2 separate regions of the Homo sapiens genome follow, and region 1 is linked to region 2. A link is a loop called in an ENCODE intact Hi-C map of the cell type or tissue named here. Cell type or tissue: heart right ventricle. All regions are shown on one strand.

Evidence for each region. A loop is a pair of places that touch in the nucleus more often than their neighbours do. Peaks named below come from ENCODE experiments on the same cell type or tissue, not always from the same donor. Only the 100,000 strongest peaks of a DNase experiment are listed, where the experiment ranks them.
Region 1: a loop joins it to region 2, with 2.3 times the contacts of the local background. A loop is called at or near these places in 6 of 110 quality-filtered maps.

The regions. Positions count from the first base shown.
Region 1 is chr10:78,200,916-78,208,915 of GRCh38, forward strand. No RefSeq gene overlaps it. Among named protein-coding and RNA genes, the nearest start is that of LINC00856, 44 kb to the right of the region's middle. RefSeq lists an enhancer at 2,347-2,846. In heart right ventricle, no CTCF peak of the experiment used is centred here; a DNase peak (open chromatin) is centred at 3,396.
Region 2 is chr10:78,405,501-78,413,500 of GRCh38, forward strand. No RefSeq gene overlaps it. Among named protein-coding and RNA genes, the nearest start is that of LINC00595, 140 kb to the left of the region's middle. RefSeq lists enhancers at 1,532-1,826, 1,676-2,487, 3,300-4,111. In heart right ventricle, a CTCF peak has its summit at 3,705; DNase peaks (open chromatin) are centred at 491, 1,671, 2,681 and 3,611; H3K4me3 peaks cover 879 bases; H3K27ac peaks cover 3,280 bases.

The sequences.
Region 1 (8,000 bases), 200 kb before region 2:
CATATAGTAGGTGCCAAAAAAATTCTTGCCATTTGTTGCATGAAACTGACTCCAGATGGTTCTCCTTAAAAGGTCCTCATCTTCCTTCAAACACTTCCACAGCTCCATCCATGTGTTCTGGAGGAGAACAAGTGCTAGCTCCTCCATGAGTGAGCTCAGCTTGGGGAGGGGACCCTGATGGGCCAACACCCAACCTGGGCATCCTAGAAGTGGGTACGCACACCATGGGCACATCAGCCTTGGTGAGAATGCAAACCTGCCCCCCACCCCCGACATCTATCAAAACTTGAAAATTTCATGCTCTTTGGCCCAGGTATTCCAGGGCCACATTCCACAGATGAGTTTGCAGAAGTGCATCAGGATACAGATGCAAGCCTGAGGGTTACAAAATTGTTTGCAGCAGCAACTAGAAACCCCAAAATGTCCATCAGAAGGGCGTAAGTATGTGAGACATGGTGCTTCCATGCCAACGGCTCTAGGAGAGAATGGGGCAGATATGGAGATATGTGCTGATATGGAGAGATTCAGAGATGCATTTTCAGCAAAATAAAGCAAGGAGCAGAGCAGTGTGTATGAACACATTTTGTGTATAAAAGACAAGTGAAAGCATGGGTTGATGTGAACGCTGGCTCTGCCACTTACCCACTGTGTGACTTGGGCAAGTCACTTAACCTCTCTGGGAGTCATTACCTAGGCTGTAAACTGGAACTAATAATAGCGTCTCATCATAGAGTTGCTGTGATATCTCATGCATTAATATATAGAGAGAGCATGAAAAGAGCTGGGGCCAGAATAAGACCTCTTTGGCTGTTATTATTACTGTATATGCACATATATGTCTTTATATTCTGGAAGAACACAAAATATTAGCAGGAGATAGTTTTGTTATTGAGAGAGGTTTGGAAGGAGAGATCTTTTTATTTTACATCTTTATGAACAGTTCAAAATTTTTATCATAGGCATTTTTAAAACTTTTATTTCAAAATAAGCGAAAACAAATTGACCAACCACCAGGGAGGAATCTCTTTCTGTCTGGGGTAAAGTGGGAGCTGGGAAAGTTAACTGAGGAGGTTGCCTCGGAGCTGGACCTTAAAGGATCACCCAGGCAGAGAAAAGAGCTGAAGGACGGGCATTCCGGCTGGGAAAACCAGCATGCATGAACGTCCAGAGGCAGGAGTGATCAGAGGGAGTAGTGAGGGCTCAGATTTGGGGATCACAGATGAGCAGCTGAGATGAGACTGGAGGGATCAATGAAAGAGTTTGTGGGCAGGGTTCAGACCTCCTGTACTCAAATCCATGTTTGCTTTTAGGTGATGAAGAATAGATGACATATTTTTTAGCTGGATACAGAAATGCAACATGCGCATTTTGCCAGATAAGAAAACCGCAGTCCAGAGGAGTGAAGGGTCTTTCCTGAGGTTCCACATCAAGTTAGAGGCATAGAGGGTCACTGGCTGCTGGTGTCATCTTGTTCTGCCACATAGTACATGCTTCATCAGCCCCACCTGACATTATTTCACTGTAAGGTTGGGGAAACTGAGGTTCAGCAGGGAGGCTACTTGTTTCTTTTTGTGTAGTCTGTCTCCCCAGTCAGCGAAGGCTCTTGGAAGGCAGGACCTGTGACTGTTCTGTGGACTAACGCTTGCCCCAGGGCCCAGGACTGGCACGTAATAGGCGTGCAGTAAATGTCTGTGGAATGTGAGAATAAAACAAGGTCATGTGGGAAGTCAAGGGCAGGCAGAACAGAAACCCAGGTCTCTGTCTCTGGACCTGCAGGCTGGGCTGTATTCAGTGCACTGGGAAACCTGAACTCTTGGTGCTGAAAGGGAGCCTTGGGTATCTTGAGAGTAGGGCCTGGGTTTTGTGGTCCATATTGCCCTTGGTGAATGAATGAAGGAAGGAGAGAATGCACATATGTATGCATCAATGAGAGGATCTGGTCCAGCCCTTTCATGAAGCCCAGAGAGGGGAAGAGCTTGGATAAGGCTGCATAGCTGGTGGGCCCAGGGCCAGCTCAGAGCAGGGCCTCAGACAATGTCAGCTGAATGAATGATACAGCTTCCCTGCTTGACATGGGACAGGGACCCTTTCTCTCCCTACAGGGGCAGTTCTGCAGGGATGGGATCATCTTTTCAAGCCACTGCCTGGGTCTTTGCATCACTCATCATCACCCCAGGAATGACATTAACAGTGGGCCCAGCTGCTTGTGACTGGCCTGCTCCCCGCACCCTCCCCATCACCTCACACTGGCACATGGACCACAGTGGGCCTCTAGGGAGCCCTACCCCTTTTCCCAAGATGGGAGGCCGGAGCAGGGACTGAGTCCTGGTGTGGCCTCATGTTGCTGTGCCCTTGTCCTCGCCCCTTCCTTTCCTCTGCACCTCGGTTTCTGCTTCTCCAACCTATGTTCTTCGGTGCTGCCCTTGGTGTGGGGATGGGATAGTGCGGAAGAGAGAGCAGGACTGGGGCTTGATCGCCTGGACCCAAACCCTGCTCTACCCTGACCAGCTCTGCAGCTGGCCTGGGGCGAGGCACTCACCTCTCTGAGCTTGGAGCTTCTCCCTGAAAGATGGGTGAGAATCCATTCTCCACCCTAGTCTGTGATGAGGGCTGGGTAACGCTGTGCCGGTTACCCAGTACCTGTCCAGCACCTGCCCTGTGCATGTTCTGGAAGTATGGCCAGTACTTTCATTACCTCTTCAGCGTCATTGCCCCCATCCTGGCATCCTAGCACCTGGCCCTCATTTGGATAATGCTTTATCCAAAGATAAAGCATTCTGTGCGATGGAACATTCCATCTCCAAGCCTTTGCTGTCACTTGTGCCTGAAATGCCCTCTCGCTGTCGCTCTGAATCGGAGACCCCCTGTTTGCCCCCTGACCTGGCCTGTGTCTCAGAATCCCTCTGGATTCACGCTCTTTCCTCTGGGTGCCCTACAGCCCAGGCCCTTCCTCTGCAGGGTCCCATCTGCAGGCTGCCCCACCATCCGGGCCCTCCACTTCTCTCTGTTCCTGGCACAGCTGTGACTGTCTCTCCCTGCCTCAGTACCCCGGAGGGTGTAGAGTGTCTGGATCAGGCTCTTTACCTCCCCAGCCTCACAGCCAAGGCTAAGAGAGGAGAAATGCCTGGGTTCAATTCCCAGCTCTGCCACTCCCCAGCTCTGTGACCTGGGGCAAGTATCTTCCCCTCTCTGAGCCTCAGTGTCCTCCTCTGTGCAGTGGGGATGTTGTCAGCCTTTGCTTGGCCGGGTTGTAGTGGAGATCATGTGAATCCACATCTGAGATTGCTTAGGATGGGTGCCCAGCTTCCCCTAAGGCCTGTGTGAGTGTTTGCTGTCATTATTGTTATTATTGTTGCTGTGGTCACCAACTCTCCCAAGGCTACAGAGCAGATAAGGAAGTGGGGTATCCTGGGTAGAGCGGCTGGGCCCAATGCCAAAGTCCAGCCAGTCTGCCCACCCATCTCCCTCCCACCTCTGAGGCCTCAGAGCTGCCAGCTCTTGAGGAGGGAGCTATGTATGTGCTGGGATTTCTGGAGGGGGAAGGAGAGCCCAGTGGGAGGAGGTAGAGCCCTTCTCCCCACCAGGGGTGGTTCTGGGAGGGGCAGGTGAGTGGCAGGGGATGTTGGAACAACAGAGCTCCTGTTTACCGTGAGGGACCTTAATATTGTGACTGCTGCTTCTGCTCTGCCTCCCTGCTGTCTCACTTGGCAAATATGCTCCCTGGGGACCACGCAGGACTGGCTGCTCCCCCAGCTCCTTCTCTCCTGGGAACAGCCAGGGGAGGGGGAGCCGTGCCTCCACTTCCTCCAGAGGCCTTTCTCTCCCTTCTGCGTGGTAATGCCTGGCTGGGGAGGCACAACTTGAATCACAGTGGCGGGGAGACTTCTGGCCCCACGCCCTGCTTGCTGTGTGACCGTGGGTGCAGCACCTCATCTCTCTGAGCCTCAGTTTCCCTACTTGGGAAGTAAAGGGCTTAGTCTACAGCTCCAAAAAGTTATGAAAATTATTCTTTTTCTCTTCACCAGGAGAAGAAAAAGGAGACTTTCATTCAAAGTTGTGGTGGTTGTGGTGGTGGTGGTAGTGTGTGTGTGTGTGTGTGTGTGTGTGTGTGTGTGTGTACCTAAAATGCAACCCTTCCTCCTTCCCCTAGGAAAGGCTAGCTTCAGGTAGGCCTGCTTCCCCCACTCCACCTTCCTCCAGGAAGCCGTCCCTGACCATCCCTCTCTCCAGCTGGGTTAGAGTCCTCTGGGCACCCGTAACACTGGCTTTCCTCTCTTAAGGCACCTGTGTCTCACCTACTCTAGTACCAGGCCTGGTCTGAGGGGCCTCACCCCAACCACAGCATAGAGCCTGGCAGAGCAGCCTCACTGCCTATGGAACTACTCTAAGATGAGACAATGGGAGTGATTTCTGGACTTTCAGACCAGGGCAATTTCCTGGGTGTCAGGATGTGGGTGGGCGTGGGAGTGGGAGTGGAAGGCCCTGCTCTCAGGATCTGTGGAGCCTCTCCCTATAGAATCTTGAACGACAGAGCTGGGCAGGTGGTCCCTAGGACACACAGTGAGATGTTAACTCTCATTTCCCAGGCCTGATTCTGTATGTGGGCCTAGTTTGAGGCCTCTGTACCTCCAAGTGAGCCTTGCCCCAGAGAGCACGGCCCCAGAGAGCACGGCCAGGCCCAGCTACGGCAGCTGGCATGGCCCTGTCTGATCCTCCCTTTCATTCTGGGCCTCTCTGAACATCCGGCCCTGTGCCCTCCATCCTTGGTGTTCAAAGCTTCACAGAAGCAGCTCAGCAGGAAATGAGAGTGCTCTGACCCCTCTAGTCCCTTAAACTCTTTTAAAGGAAGAAATACCCTGATGGGAGTGTCTTCTGGCAGATTTACATTTTTTAAAAAATGCCAGTCACTGCTCTACAAAATGGGAAGCCCAGGCTCTAGAGTGAAGATCAAGGTGCAGAGAGCTGGGTGGCCGACTTTTCTCATCATTCTGCTCTGGGCCAAGGGCTGCTTCTCACCCTGCTTCCCCAGAGAGTAGCCACAGGGCCAGGCTCCCTCCATCTCCTCTCCCTGCCCAGCTCTAGCTTGGCCCATGGCTCTCTGAACCTCCCACTGCACTCCTGCTTCTGTTTTTTTGGGTGCCTGACCTCCACCAAGCATCTCCTTCCCCTCCTAGCTCCTGACCCGAGGCCTTGGAGGAACCCTCCCTAGGTTCCAACTGGGAGGGCATCCCTCCACTACATGTCCTTTGAGACTGGTTCTAGAGCCCAGCATCAGGAAACTATACAGGTTTGGAGCCCAAGAGATCTGAATTTAAAGTTTAGCTCTATAGCCATCAGCTTTGGAATTTGGGCAACTCACAAACTCTCCCTGAGCCTCAGGTTTCCCATCCAGAAAGTGGGTATAAAAGCACCCATCTGAGAGAGTGACTGCAAGACGGTGAATGAATGTGTGTGATGTGCCTAGCAGCCAGCCTGAGAACAGTTCTGTTCCAAGTGGGGCCCAGGACTGGTGCCATCCGCAGACTGGTCATAATAGAAATGGAGAGTGAGAATACTTGTACAGCAGCTTGACAAGATGGTGACATTTTAGCTTATTTCATGAAAGCATTTCCAACAAATTGGAAAATAAACTGATTGGAAATGAAACAAACTGGTTCTTCCACACTTAGACTTTGAGACGTCTTACTCAGCATGGAAGAAATCTCAAGAAACAGTGGTTATTTTCATCCATCCATCCACCCATCCACCCACCTATCCACCCATATGCCCACCCACCCACCCATCCACCCATACGCCCACCCACCCATCCATCTACCCACTCATCCATCCACACATCCACCCACCCACCCACCCATCCACCCATCCACCCATCCACCCATCCACCCATCCATCCATCCATCCATCCACCCACCCATCCATCCATCCATCCGTAGATTCACCCCTCACGGTGAATTCATCCCTCATGGCGGATGCTCAGAGGACCTAAATTTGGCTCTGGCTGTGACTCTTCATTTATTGAGCTTTGTTGGGGTAGATGAGAGAGGTCTGTATGTTCCCCAAATTTCTTCAGGCAGAGGCAGCTCTGAATTATATCATATTGTCAGGGGTAGGGCCAGGAGAAGCCCCATCCCCCAATTGCACCCCTTGCCCTTGCTTGGCTCCTGCTTTCATTTTCATCAGGAAAACCCGGGTAGGATTTACTCTAAGTCTGTTCTTCATCTTCCCAAAACTCAAAGTCAGGAGTTTGTCCCCCACTCCACCTCCCCCAAACTAATTTCCTTTTATTATGAAAACCAGAAAAATGACAAGTAATTGCTTGAAGATGTTAGAAAGATTGCATTTTGTTTTGCTACTATCAGCTTAAAAATAATGTTTAAGAGATTATGAATGGGTGATTAACTATTTTTTCTATTACTTCTCTCTCAAAAGCAAAACCACAACGATTGTGATATGCACAGTAAAACGAAAGCCCAGCTATCTGAAACCAGGCTAGAAGAAACCAAAAATACCCACCCCACAAGGAGCCATGTCCCTTTCGGGGAGAAATTGTTGCACTCAGATCTGGGAGAAGACAGAGCCATGCAAAGTTAAGTTGCTAAAGTGGCTAAAAACAAACATGGTCTCCACGCGCTAATTTTTCTCCATGGCCCCTCCTCCCCACTCCTTACAGTAAACAGCAGTTATGGGGACTGCAGTCAAATTCCCTATTTACTGCCTTTCCTGAGTCAGTTTCTTTTGGGTGAAAACAGTCTCTGATGCAGCTCTATTGCACCATTTCAGCGGGTGTTTATCATTTAAAAGGAACAATTTTAATACCTACATTTGCCTTACAGTATGAGCCATAAATGTGATTTAGGTTTCCCTTTATAATAGACTCTACAAACGATTGCCTAGGCTCCAGAAGAACTGTTTCTCCAAGTGCTGGCCATGAAAATGAACAGGCTTTTCCTTTCTTTACGAAAGTTTTCCTTTTTAATACCTCTTGAAATTAATTGAACAAAAACTGGGTAAATGGGCTGACTCACACATCTTCCTTGCTGGGAGTCTGGAGCCTGCCAGCAATGTCTTGGGAAAGGATGGGTCTCCCAGAGTGGGCATGGGAGGAAGGCCCAGGAGGTTGTGCTGCTGATGCTGTTTGTCCTACTTCCTGCCCCCCTGGGCCCCAGCTTCCTCCTCTGCAATGGTGGGGTGGCGATGGTGGTAATAACATAGATCTCCGACATCAGTGCTACTCAAAGCCAGGTTTGTGGGCTGGCAGCATCAGCATCACCTAAGAGCTTGCTAGAAATGCCAATTCCCTGGCTCTGCCCAGACTTGCTAAATCAGAATCTGGAGGTAGGGCCCAGCAATCTGTACGAGAAGGTTGTCCGGGTAATTCTAATACATGCTAATGTTTGGGAAGCTCTGACTATTTGGAAGCAGAACTAGAAGCCTGTCAGGGGTCACAGTGAACTGCTGAAAGTGTTTATGAGCTCCCATAATCCAGTGGCATCCTGGTCCTGGGAGCGGTGAACCCACTGGGTGCTTAGGATCCAAGCTGGTGAGTGACAAAAGTAATGGATCCAGTCTTGGACACCATAGACTAGACTTGAAAGTTGACAGACTCAGGTGTGTGTCCTGAGATGGGAAAGAGGACGGTGACAAGTCTGAAAGATAGAATCTGTCCTGTTTATTCAGAGTTGATGTCTACATGGTTTCAGGGTTCAGAGCTGGGTAGAACCCCAGGGGAGAGGAGGCATCCTGGCCAATGGAAGTGTGCAGGCAGGAGCTTCAGATTGTGATCCCCTTTGCCATTGAAGGGTTTCCTACATTAGGGAGGGTCCCCATTGGCCTCAACATTCCAGGACCTGTTTCCTTTTAGCCTATACCTCACCTTCTTGTGGCCTCCCTTCCCCAGAGTGGAAGGGTTGTAACCCTGTAAATGAGGAAAGTCCTTCTGCATGGACATACTGCTTCCTGCTGAGAAATACCTCCATTCAGGGGAAAAATGGGATTAATTT
Region 2 (8,000 bases):
TCCATCGTCTCTCCTGAGAGTCTGTTTTCATGGGAGGGAATGTGGGGTAGAGGCGCTGCTTTCAGGGACGGAAGAGAAACAGGTGGGGTCATAACACGTTCCTAGTTCAGGCTTTTCTCCATTCTTTCCAGATGGACCTTGATGGTGGGCTTGGAAAATCAAGATGATAGATCCTTAGTATGGGGCATGGGACAAGCCCCAACCCCTGCCTGAGACTGGCCTTCGCCAAGCCCAGTGGCAGCTCTAGAAAATATCTCTTTCTCCAGCTAATGAAGTCCATCCCTGGAATGAGCATGGGCACATTCATTGTCCTCTTCAGCTTCCTTCACATTTGGCTGGTTTCCCTTCAAGACTCCTGGGAGAGGCGTGTTTAGTTCTGGGCTCCAAACTCAAGGAGTGGCATTAAGCGACTGGTGCGAGGCCAGAGCAGACAGCCAGGCTGAGTGGGGAGGGAATGCCGATTCCTGATAGAGCAGTGCAAGGGTTCTCCAAGGGGAGGAGACCCGGGGGCTGGAGAGCTGGTTTCCACCCTGAGGATACCGGGTGGCTGAGTGCATTGCTGGACTTTGCCCATGCTCCTAATCCTTCTCTTTGGGATGGTTCCAGTTCTGGGGAGGCAGAGGCTACTTCACATGGGTGATCATGATGGGGAGTGACTACCTTGTCACTGGAGGTGGCTGAGCAGAAGACCTAACTGCCCATCTAGGCTCTGCAGAGAGGCTCCCACGGAAGGAGAAGGGACTGGGTGACCTTGGAGACCCCTTATCATGTTTCATTCCCAGGCTCTGAGAAAGGACAACCCCATCCTGGTGCAGCAAGATTTTAACCCCCTGGGGTAAAAGGGGGGGAACAAATTGTTGTGGCTGTCCCGGCGCTCACCAACCCTCCCGGCTCCCTTTACTCTGCTCTTTGGAGGTCTAACTTCCCTTCGGCAAGGAGCCCTTGCTCCTTTCTTTTCTCCCTTCCTGCTTTCCTTTCATTCATTTAACAAATTCTTGTTCAGCAAATTCTTTCTTGCAATGCCTCCTAGGATATTGGGCAATGCGCTTAGTCTTGGGGGACCCTGGAGTGAGGAGAATGAATACCGCCCCTGCCCTTATGGAACAGCAGTGGGGAGCGCCTGTGGAATAGGGGAGTGAGATGGATTATAGAAGTCTTGGGGGAAATCCAAGAAGGTTCAAAGTGAGGGCCGTGTTCAGGTAGGAGATGGTGTGGTGTGGGCTGGGAGGGTGGCAGTGAGGCCGGGGAAACTGGATGGAGTCCAGAGACAGAGAATAGGAGAATTCATCAGTGCTTGATGGAATGTTGGCTGTGGCAGGCAGGTGAGGAAGACGGGGTGTCAGAGGACTCCTAGGTCGCTGGCTAGAGCCCCTGGGTAAGGGAGGGGGCCAGTCCCAGGGATGCCTCACCGCAGCGATGGCGTGGCTGGCAAAGCTACCTCATGCTGGGGAAGGCTTCTGTACTAACGTTTCATTTCGGGCAGGTCTAGGAACAGCGACCATGCATTTGCTCACATCCTCTCTCCAGAGCCTGTCCGCATCCCTTCTGATCTTCCCGACAGCTCCCAGAAGCAGGTCTTTTTCTTAAGATGCCTCCTAGGTGCCTGCCCTCCTTTCTGCCGCTTCTCTGCTCATCATTGCAGAGGAGCGGTGATTGACACACCTAGAGGCCAATGAACTGCCTAGCTCCACCCACCACTCCCAGGTTCGCTGAGTCCCTCCCCAGCTCTCTCCTGTTCTCCTCCCGCAAGATCTCTCACGGTATCAAAATACCAGACACGATCCAGGGCAATAACAGGCCTGATTTCCACCTAGGGAGACAAGGGAGGGCCCAGCTGGGCCTCTTCACAGCATCCGTGATCGACCCCACCTGGCTGGATGTTGCGGGGGCGGCAGGGCAGTCTCAGGCTTCCCGGCCAGAGCCTGCAGCCGGGAAACATTCCTGCCCCGTTTCCATGGCTGCCAGTCGGGCTTGAGCCACTGGGGGCTGGGGGAGGGGCTTTGACTGGGCCTGCCTGTTCGACTTTGGGGGATTTGGTAGTTCTCCCTCTCCAGATTAGCTCATTGTGAAGCTGCTCTGAAGAACTCCCCTTTCCAGCAGCCAGTGTGCATGAAGCCAGTTCACTCCCTCCTGGGGGTCCCTCCCTGTGGGCGCGAAGCTCGTGAACTCCTGAGTCCCCCTTCCTGTGGATGTGAGGTTGGGGCACCCCTGGGCACTCCTTCCTGTGGATGTCAAGACAGTGCACCCCTGGGTACCTCTGCCTGTGGGTGTGAAGCTGGTGCACCCCTGGGTCCTCCCCGTGTACTCTGAGGCACTGGGATCCTGGTTTCAAGGCTTGCTCAGTCATCTCTGGTGGTGTAGGTCTTTGTGTTCAGTTTTATAAGTGGAGAAAACTGAAGATGATTCTGTTTACCTTACCCACCCCCTCACTTACCTCACCTAGCTCAGGGGCTGGGTATGGGGTGGTCTCAGCCCAGGACAACCTTTTAAATATTAAACATGGTACCATGCGATGTTTGTCATACTTATGACCTGGAGAAATCAAATGCGATTACTCAGCCATCTCAAATGGGGCAATGTGTATGCTAACAGCTACCCCTCCCGAGGGCATTTCACACATGCTACCTCCTGAGCTTCACTGAGACCATCTACAGGCAACAAAACGGATACACAGAAAGATGGGTGGCTGGGCTCACTGTGGCCTGCAGAGGAAATATGAGCTTGACGTCATCCCCAGCTGGTTCTGTATCTGAACACCGAGCACGAGGAAGTGATGGTGGCCAGGCCGGTCTGTACCTGGGCTCCTGCGCTCTGCCGCAGCCCAGTCAGTGTGGTTGGTGCCTGGTATCATTCCTATGTAACAGAGACAGACCAGAGAGGGAAATAAACTTGCCCAGGGCTGTGCAGCTGCTCAGTGGCATAACCAGGACTGGAACTCATGTCCTCTTCGTCACTCTCAGGTGCTCATCCCACTCATCTCAGCAAATCACATAAAGCTCTCGGTGGCCTTAACACCAGGTCAGGAGGACTAGAAGGGGTTGGCCACGAGACAAGGAGGAAGTCATTGAGGGGTGAAGCTGGAGACCAGCCTTGAGTCCTGGCTTGTTACTGGTGTGACCTTGAGCAATTTGCCCTCCTTCTCTGAGCCTCCATTTCCTTGGGTGTTGCCCAGGGATGCTGATCTGTGGCCAGCTTCCCACAAGCAGTTGCTCTGAGGACAAAGACGTGGGATGGGAGCTGGCTCTGTGGACAGGCAGGGGCAGCTCCCCCCTGCTCCCCTGCCATGGAGCTCCCTTGTCCTGGGTGAGTCTTGGCCAATGCCCCAGAGCCCTGCACAGTCCCAAGCTACTGTGGGAAGGCAGGGAGCTGGCTTGTGCCTCCCCAGTGTCGACACATCCGTTCTCAGGGGCTCTGAGATGGCCTCTCTTGGCCTGGACGTGCCACAAACAGTGCCCTCTCCCCTGCCTGTGTGTGTTTTGGGGCTGGCTGGCAGGCTCAGGAAAGCAGCCTGGCCTTATCAGAAGCCCTGGGTCTCCAGTTTCTGGGAACTGTCTCCGCTCTGTGGCTTTCTTTCCCAGGTGCTGGTGCCAAGCAGGCTCAGTCTGAGCGTCTGGCGGGGTTCCAGGCATTCTGTGTCAAGCACTTCTCAGCAGCAGGAAGACCAACTTCATGGAGGCCTGAAGGGACCCAGCAAATGACCTCTGTCTGCATGGCCCTGGCTTAAAAACAGGAGCATGGTTGTTAGCGCCCCCTAATCCACACAGGGGACCAACTCCTCCTAGTTGTGTGGGCTGGGCTGGGAACTCACACCAATGCCTGTTAGCCGCCTCTAGGGAGGGGACCTGCATGGAAGTGTCATCCTTTAGGAGGCATGACCAGGTGCACCGTCTCCATTCATGCTGCACAGGGATGGAGGCTCGGCGCAGAGACCTTGCTGGCCTGTGTTCTACAACTCCCATCACCCAAGAGAGTCACTCCACATCCCTGCGAGATGGGGATCTTGACTGTCAGTTAAGATTGAGACAATGGAGGTGCTATGAGGTTGAGAACTTCTCAGTCAATCAGCCATGTGTGGCTGAGCCAGGTTTGAAGCCAGGCAGTTGGGGTCCAGAGCCCAGTTCCCACCTTAACAGCACAGGAGGGGGTCCTAGGTCTTCTGGTCCCACAGCAACCTCCATGCCCCTGCCCCCTCCACTCCCTGACTCCCTAGGAGTGCAATGCATCTTACTGAGGTGGAGCTGGCTCAGCTCAGTGTAGGTGCTACATGTATAGATGCCAGGTGGGTTTATGTTAGCTAGGGTGCCCACAAATAGGGTCCAGGTACCAGGGGCAGGGTGTCTCAGAAGAGTTGGCAGGGATATAAGGGACTATGTGATAAGGAACGAGGGCCCTGTATACTACCCAGCTTGAGGTCTTTGTGGGGGACAGGGTCTCAGCCCTCTGTTCTGGTCCCTTGTGTGGATGAGCAGTGTTATCTGTAGATACCTGGAGCCCAGAAGGTGGGAGAGGTGGCAGTCCTCGGTGCCTATCCACTGTCCTCTCCTGGCAGACTCCCCTCCTGGCAGAGCCTCTCTCCAATGCCCGTGACTACTCAATCATCCTCTTTCTCTTGCTTGAAAATTTGATGGGACAACTCTGCATGGCTTTCTTGGCTCTCCACACTGCCCCCCTAGCCGAGGTCCTCACTGCTCTTTCCATGCTCCAGGCTGATCTTCTCCATCTCAGTCCCTGCCTTCCCTCCTCTGTGCCTTGGTCCCAGAAGCTTCCCCAGTCAGGCCACGTTGGAGCCCATCTTTAAGGAGGAGACCTCTCCCCTACCCTGGGCTCCTTCAGCATCCTAGGCCACTGGGTGTGAAGTGACCGAAGGGAGTACCATGGGACAGGCCTCTGGGGCCCTTTGCCTTCTCCAGACCATGAGATCCTGGAGGGCAAATTCTACAGCCCATTCATTTTCAGTTTCCCAAAATGTTTGTGGATTACATGGATGAAGGAAAGCATGCATGAGCCAAGAATGGAGGCGATGCGATGGGTCTGGGAACCGGGAGACGCGAGTCCCTTTCCCTTCAGTGTCTCAGGAGGAGAGTGGGGAAGATGCCATGTGCCCTGAGATGATTTTCTTGGATTCCTTGATGGGCCACCCTTTGGGGAACATTTGCATTTTAACATTGAGGGGAGCTGGCAAATGGTAGTGGATTTTGGGTGCTGTGGCACCCATTGCAGAGGGCTCTCTGGCCGGCCTTGCTCATGCTGTGGGCGGGTCCCTTGTCTGGGAGTTTCTGCGCTCCTGTGCTGGCTCCCACGATGTCCCCCTTTGTAACCCCTCTATCCGGCCTGTTCAGGGAAGCATGAGCTCTTTTCTTTGCTCCAGCTCATTGGGGTGGTGACATTTTAAAATACTGTTAATAGCTGATATTTATCCAATGCCACATGGAGTCTCGTAGCTGAGCACTTACATACTTTATCTAATCTCATCTGCACACCAGCATTGTGAGATAGGCCCCGATGACCATCCCATCCCATATTACCAGGGAGGCCTCATTTATCTCCATGCCCAGATACCCCTTCAGAGGCATGGATTTGCCTGGGCGAGGATCATGCTTAATTTTGCTCCATACCATCAGCCCCCAACAGCAAGTGGGTGCTTCATATTGGTTGGCCAAACAAGGGGAAAATGAGTGAATCTGCAACTCCGACCCTTCCCACAGGCCTCACTGGAACCCTAATTTAAGAACAATGCTGTAGTCCTATAATCTTAAATGAAAAAGCAGGATGTGAAATGTGGTGTGTGCATGCATGTCACATGTGTGCGTGTGTCTGTGGAGGCAGGGCACGTAAACTGGGGAGGCTTGGAGGTCATGACTGGAGTGTGGGTGCTGAGTTCTGCTGTTTGGGGCATCCTGGTTCTGTGATTTGGGATGAGATGCCTAAGCTCTCTGGGCCTCAGTTTCCCCTTCTGTAACATAGGGGTAATCACAATACTTGACAGGGTTATTGCGAGGACAAAGTGAGTTATTACACACAGAGCACCTAGAACAATGTGTGGCCTCTAGTAATCACTAATGAAGTGTTTGTTACCATAATCAGTAAATAGGGATGGGAGGAGCTAGATGGAGAGGTAGACGTATTGATAACAGTGCATGGGCCTTGTAAGGGAGTAACCAGTATATTTCCCTTATTCTGCATACCTCAGCTCCTTCACCTCTCCCACAACCCTGTGTGACACCTGAGGCAGCTCAATTCTCTGGCCCTTTAAACAGAGTGTGTATTAGTGGAGAGGTCACATAAAGAGGAGGTGGTGGCCCATGCAGAGGCCTTGTGGCTATGAGGAGGGGATGCTGCAGGGTGACACAGAGTGGACTGAGGGGCCTGGGTCAGCAAGGCCATAGAGAGTTCTGTGATGACCACAGCCGAGTGCCAGGGCAGGACAGCTGACCAGACATCAACTCTCCATTGCTGCCCAAAGCCCCCCACCCCATCCTCACCGGCAACTTAGACAAGCCTTTCAGGAAGGACCAGATGGAGGGAGAAAAATTCTCAGTTGACTGAGTTGTAATCTGCATTTACCAAAGAAAAAACTTGAAGTGACTGAATTTATCCAGGATTGACTAGAGTGGAAATTTCTGCTTTCAGGGAGAATGAGGCTCAAGAGAGGAATGAAGTTCAGTGATAGAAAAATAATGAAAATTATATATTTTGTATACATGCCTATGTGGCTTATGAAAATCTCACCACCATATGTTATCCTTCCTGTATATAATTTCAAAATATGTGTACTTATGTGTGTTAATATATATAAACTGAAAGAAAGAAAATTAACCAAAATGTATTGGTTATCTCTGGATGAAGGGATTATGGACTATTTTTAATTTTCCTTAATATGCTCTACTGTATCTTTTCAATTTTCTAAAGTAAACATGAACTACCTCTATGATCAGAAAGAGAATAATTATATAGCTGTGAACTGTGGGTTTACATAGTTCTTCAAGTCAGGCAGATTGGGCCAGTAGGTGGTGTGAACCAGGTCACAGGAAGGTGTTAGGCCAGGGGCTGTGTCCTCAGAGAGACCCTCCCTTTCCTGAGCCCGTTTGATGGGGATCATTCATGTCACATGTGTCTACGTGCAGCCAGGACCCCATAAATATTCCTTCCCAGAAAGGAAGGCAGAGAGCTTTCAGTCCTGTCCTCTAATGCTAGCAGGAACAATGGCCTCCCCTTTACAGATTAGAAACTGGAAGCTCAGAGAGGTCTAGTGACTTATGCAGGGCCACACAGTCAGGGAGCAGCCATGCTGGGGTTGGAACTCGGACTTCCAGACCAGGTGTGCCTCACACCACGCCACCTCTGTTGGTCAGCAGGAAGTGGTTCCAGGACAAATCTCCATGCCCATGTCCTCAATACCTAATGGGGATTTACGACTCAGAGAAAATAAAAGCTTAGAGGGTTTTTTGCACCTTGTCCAAGGTCACACAGCAAGAGCAGAGTTGGCATTAGAATTCTCATGCTTGATGCCAGAATACGAAGATACTCAGAAAAGAGTATGATATGGGACAAAAGGGCAAAAAAAAAAAAAGCAAAGAAGTGCGAAGACAGGAAAGAGACTACAAGTGCTTCCTGAAACAAAGAACACAGTCCAGCATGTGTGTGCGCGTGCACATGTGTGTGTTGGGGGGTGAGTGGGAATGGTGTTGTAGTGTGGGGGGAAGGTAGGAGCTGAGAATGAGAGTCAGGGAATAGGGCAGGGGGAAGGAGAAAAGAGACAGATGGGAAACAGTCCGTGAAAGCCAAAAACCTCAAGTCAGACAAATGTTTATTTTATTTAGTGTTGATAACAGGGAAAAAAACGCTGATGGAAACTCACAAATAGCACAGGCTAGTGCCAGCTCTTTAGACCCTAGTGGGAAGTGCTAGAATGTGCCTCTGCCCAGCAGGGCAGCCCCCCTGCCGAACATGATGCTTGCCTAGGAACCTACCTGAGGAGACTTCTCCAGTGGAAAGGGCCC